2 separate regions of the Homo sapiens genome follow, and region 2 is linked to region 1. Evidence: chromatin loops called from intact Hi-C (ENCODE). Cell type or tissue: heart right ventricle. All regions are shown on one strand.

Region 1 (2,500 bases):
TTTTTTTTTTTTTTGAGATGGAGTCTCCTTCTGTCGCCCAGGCTGGAGTGCAGTGGCGTGATCTCGGCTCACTGCAACCTCTGCCTCCCGGGTTCACACCATTCTCCCACCTCAACCTCCTGAGTAGCTGGGACTACAGGCGCCCGCCACCATGCCCAGCTAATTTTGTTTTTGTATTTTTAGTAGAGATGGAGTTTCACTGTGTTAGCCAGGATGGTCTCCATCTCCTGACCTTGTGATCCGCCCACCTCGGCCTCCCAAAGTGTTGGGATTACAGACATGAGCCACCACGCCCGGCCCTTTCTTTTCAGACAAGTTCCTGCTCTGTTGCCCAGGCTGGAGGGCAGTGATGCAATCACAGCTCACTGCAGCCTCGACCTCCTGGACTCAAGTGATCCTCCTGCCTCAGCCTCCCTAGTAGCTGGGACCACAAGCATGCACCACCACACCCAGCTAAGTTTTGTATTTTTTGTAGAGATGGAATCTTGGTATGTTGCCAAAGGTGGTCTCAAACCCCTGGGCTCAAGCAGTCCTCCTACCTCAGCCTCCCGAAGTGCTGGGAGCCACACTTCTTCCAGATGCTTTCAAGTTTGATGGGTTATGTTTACCTATTCTGTTCTGTCTTTTAAAAATTATCATTTTGTTAGAACTTGAGGATGAGTGGTCAAAATAACAACGATCACGTTGCGGCGTATCTGGCTTGTTCTCACTGTTAGGGTGGAAGCAACGGTTTCTCAGGATTTCGCTACAAGGATCGTCTCAGCCTTCTTGGACTGCCGTGCGGAACACCACACACCCAGCAGCTAAAATAATGACATTGAGATCCGGGTGCCAGCAGGACAAGCTCCATGAGGGCCCCCCTCTGGGTTGCAGGCAGCTGCCTTCCCAGGGCGTCCTCCCCCGGCAGGTGGGCATGGCAGGGCAGGGGGAGCTGGCACGCTCGGCTCTGTTGTCTCTTTTTTCTCACAGTGCGTGACTGTTTACCACCATGGTCACCTGGAGCCTCTTATTACAAGGGCGTGAATTCCCTTCTCGTAAGGCCCCTCACGGCCTCATCAAAACCTCAGTCACCTCCCAGAACCCCACTCCAGTCCCGTCACGCTGAGGCTCAGGGCCTGAACCCATGAATGCGAGGACACGATCAGTCCACAGCAAGGCTGTGTCCCTGAGGAGCAGGGGCGGACCCTGGCCACACTCTGGCCAGGCAGCGGCCGGGAGAGGGGGCCCATGCGGAAGGAACAGCCAGGCAGAGGCCGGGAGAGGGCGCCCATGTGGAAGGAACGGACAGGCGCACTCAGAAGCGGTGGCGTCTGACGCCCTTTCACGATGTTGTTTCGTTTTGTAATTTTCTTAGACTTCCAAATTCATAGTGAAGTTGACCCAACATGACAACAAACAGGATTCGAGGGGTTTGGACAGATGGGGGGATCATCGGTATCCTGGGGCCGGCAGCCTCACACTGATAGATGGTTCTGGAACTGCCCACCGGCAGCCCCTCTGCCATGGGTGGGTGCAGCGGGGGCTTCCCGGTTCAGTGGCTCCCCTGGCCGCGTAGACCCAGAGGTGCTTCCCTCTAGCGCACAGTGCTGCTGGCCCCGCTGTGGGCCCCCGGCCTCAACCCAGAGAGCTTCTCCAAATCAGTGGCTGTGGCCCCACCGTCTCCCGAGCGCCAGGCAGGGAACCCCTTCTGCATCCACCCTGGGGGCTGCCTGCTGGGCTCACTTTGCTCCTCCTGGAACCAGCGCACAACCCCTCACCGTAGACGCCCCTGTCCCCATGTTGGTGTGGCGTCTGCCGCCAACTGACTCTGACAAACACACGGTTGATGTTTCTGTGAAGTTTGGGAAAATAAGATCTTTTCACTGTACTGGGTCAAGACCTGTCCCTACTCGGCACGGCCCCCGTGTGCTTCCGGTATCTCTGCGGGAGGAGGAGCGCCAAGCAGCCGGGAGCTACCTGTGGGGAAGGTGAGTTGAGGAAGCTTTTCCCTGGTGTTGCTGGGCTCACCCCCGTGGGAATGGGCCCCGCGCCATGGCTCACTTCCATGGGGACGGCCCCCATTCCCTGGGTCACCCCCGTGAGGACGGCCCCCGAGCCCTGGCTCGCCCCCGTGGGGTCGGTCCCCACTCCCTGGCTCACCCCCATGGGGTCGGCCCCCACTCCCTGGCTCACCCCCGTGGGGTCGGCCCCCGAGCCCTGGCTCACCTCTGTGGGGACAGCCTGCAAACCTCAGCTCACCCACATAGGGATGGCCCCCGTGCTGGGCTCACCCATCTGACATCAACATGAAGGTAGGAGCCTGATGGTGTCTCCGACGTGTCCTGCTGGCATTGGGCAATCCTGTTTGAAGATTCCGGATCTAGACACTGGGGTGTGGGACGGCTTCAGACAGGTAGAGGTATGCGTGGAAAATTCAGTTCTCAGCAGCTTCTAATCAGGATGGAGGTTTGTTTTGACTTCTTATGGGAATCGCGTGATGGAGGCTGTGTCTGTCGCCCAC
Region 2 (2,500 bases), 100 kb before region 1:
GCGTGCCTGCACCTCCGCACGTGCTGCGCACCTTCGCGTTTGGGGCCTGGTGCCGGCTGCCCTTTGCCTGGAGGGGTCTCCCGGGGTCCCTGTGAGTCACCGCACAGTCCTGCAGCAGGGAGTCAGACCCACACTAGACCCTCCTTCCCCACTAGGCTCTCGTGCCCCAGCTGTCCTTACGGGGAGGTCTGTCGCCAGACGTCCGCCATATCCCGCCTTTGTGTGATTGCTTCTCTGGAGAAAGAGAAGTGCCCAGAACTGGCCCTGCTGTCTGTGGCTGGCAGTTTTAAGGCTCCTGATGGTTGTGAGGGTCTGTTCCCTGCCGAGGGGCCCGTGTTGCGTATTTACCCGGGCTTGTGTTTTTGTCACTCTGGAAGCCTCGTTTCACTGTGTTTTCTGGCTGGTTGTTGCTGTTTGTCTTCCCACCTGACATCTCTACCTGGGTACTTTGTTGGATTCCCTCCTCAGCACAGGCAGTTTCTAGGGGACTCTTAGGGGGTTGTCATTGGCCCTGCTGGCGTCTGCACATGGCTGTGACGTTGCTGCTTCCCTGCGGCTGCGCTGGATTTGTGAGTGTGTCCAGAGCGTGAGGATTGGTGTTGCTGTTTGTGGGTATCTGTGTCCCTCCCTCCTTCCCTGTTTCCCCACATTCTGATGGGCGCTCTGTCTTGCACGGGACGCATCTCTGGTCCAGCATCAGGTAGGGGTGACCCTGCTCACCCAGCTTGTGCCGCCGCCCCGCGCTTCCTTCCCAGGCCCTGCGGTGTCCTGTGTTGCGCGGGGCGCGTCTCTGGTCCAGCATCGGGTAGGGGTGGCCCTGCTCACCCAGCTTGTGCCGCTGCCCCGCGCTTCCTTCCCAGGCCCTGCGGTGTCCTGTGTTGCTGTCAGGCTGTCCGTGAACTCCGGACGTGGCCCTGGCGGGCCGTGTTGGTGGAGTCTCATTTCGGGTTGTTTGCCGACGGTTCGGATTTTTGCCACCCTGTTTCTAGTAAAGTTAGTCTGGTAGTCTTGCTTCCGCTGGTTTTGCTGCATTTTGGTTGGGAACTTTTCATTTTTTTCTGTAACGTCAAAATGGCATAAGAATTTATCACTTTCTCAGCACCTGGACAGAATACTCGGGTCCCAGCACTCCAGCCCATTTACTGGTGACCAGTTAGAGACCCCAAGTCAGCATGGTTTGGGGTGGGGACACGGGTAATGAGGGAGAGGTCATGGGACCACCTCGCTAGGAGTGGAGGCTGGGGGAGAGGAGCCCGGGGTGGCCTGGCTGGCTCAGGAGGGCCCTCTAAGTAGGAGGACCACAGAGCTGGCCCAAGGTCCCAGGGCAGACCCAGTCTGGCTGCCCTGAGTCAGAGGCAGCCACGGGAGGAGCCCAGCCCACCTGAGTCTCCAGGAGTCCCTGAGTGACCCCTGTGTCCCAGGCTGCCCCCTCCCTCCGGACTCCCCCTCCATACTCCCCTACCCAGATGGCACCAGGACCCCCTCTGGCCTCAGCTCCTGCTTTCAGGAGCCCACGGGCCTGACCACCCTTCAGTGCCCCCAGGCCTCCTGCCCCTGTCCAGATGAGCTGAGTGAGTGGCCCCAGGCTAGAATCCAGGCTCTGGGCCTCGGGACCCCTAGGGCGCCGCCTCACACCTGCTGAGGCAACCCCGGGCTGGGGATCTAACCCTTCTTAGTGGCCCGGGGTCAGGCCCTGACTCCCGCCATGTGGCCCATGACAAAGCCATTTGTCCCTAAAGAAGGGTGAGCATGTAAGCAGCCCCCAGGTCCCTGAGGGAGGGCCAGGGCTTGTGGCGTGCGATGTGTGTGTTTGTGCCACGCATGTGCCTCCCCTAGAGACCCCTCGGGCCTGGTGTCCTCCCCGGCCCCACCCCAGGAGTGTATGGCATCTGAAGTGGTCGTGTGGCAGCAGCTGGGAGGCCCATTGCTGAGCCTGGCCTGCACCCCTGGGAGAGCTGGGGGGCCCGTCACAGCCTGGCTGGCTGCACCCCGGGAGAGCTGGCCCACAGGGCCTCTGGGGAGGGTGCCTGCTGTTTCTTTGGGAGCCTGGGGAGGTGGCTGGCAGGGAAAGCCGGCCGTCCAGATCTGTCAAGCCCCACAGCTACGTGCCCCCTGTGTGGGTGTGGGTCTCTCTCCGGGCCCCTCGCTCACAGTGAGGCCTGTGTCGGGGGCATGGGGCCGGGGGCTGTGTTGGGATGTGACAGCAGTCGGAATGTTCCAGTGGGGAGGCCTGCGGGACCCACAGGCCCCCAGCCACCCTTGCAGAGGCGCCGCAGCAGCTACCTGCCTGTCAGACACCTTCTGGCCAATCCCGGCTGGAGGCTGAGCTACAGGCTGTCGAGGACCGCAGCAGAGTGGATCTGTGGCTGCCGACCCCTCCCGGCCCCTAGCCCTCCACTCTCATCCTACAGACCCTCCAGGGAAATGAGGAGGATGGGCCATCCCCACACACCTGTCCTGGGCTGCCCCCACCACCCCCATGTGGGGATGTGGGTCATGG

The links. Hi-C counts contacts between places; a loop is a spot of excess contacts. Peaks named below come from ENCODE experiments on the same cell type or tissue, not always from the same donor. Only the 100,000 strongest peaks of a DNase experiment are listed, where the experiment ranks them.
Region 2: a loop joins it to region 1, with 3 times the contacts of the local background. A loop is called at or near these places in 9 of 110 quality-filtered maps.

Annotation. Positions count from the first base shown.
Region 1 is chr12:132,599,351-132,601,850 of GRCh38, forward strand. LOC105370094 (a long non-coding RNA gene) reads left to right here. Exons shown (of 3, transcript XR_001749425.2): 2 at 717-1,967; 3 at 2,247-2,438. Among named protein-coding and RNA genes, the nearest start is that of LRCOL1, 10 kb to the right of the region's middle. RefSeq lists enhancers at 1,581-2,116, 2,117-2,500. In heart right ventricle, CTCF peaks have their summits at 1,260 (motif pointing right) and 1,459; a DNase peak (open chromatin) is centred at 1,251; H3K4me3 peaks cover 1,032 bases; H3K27ac peaks cover 1,060 bases; H3K27me3 peaks cover 670 bases.
Region 2 is chr12:132,496,081-132,498,580 of GRCh38, forward strand. All of the region lies in intron 1 of FBRSL1 (fibrosin like 1), which reads left to right. Among named protein-coding and RNA genes, the nearest start is that of FBRSL1, 7.2 kb to the left of the region's middle. In heart right ventricle, no CTCF peak of the experiment used is centred here; no DNase peak of the experiment used is centred here.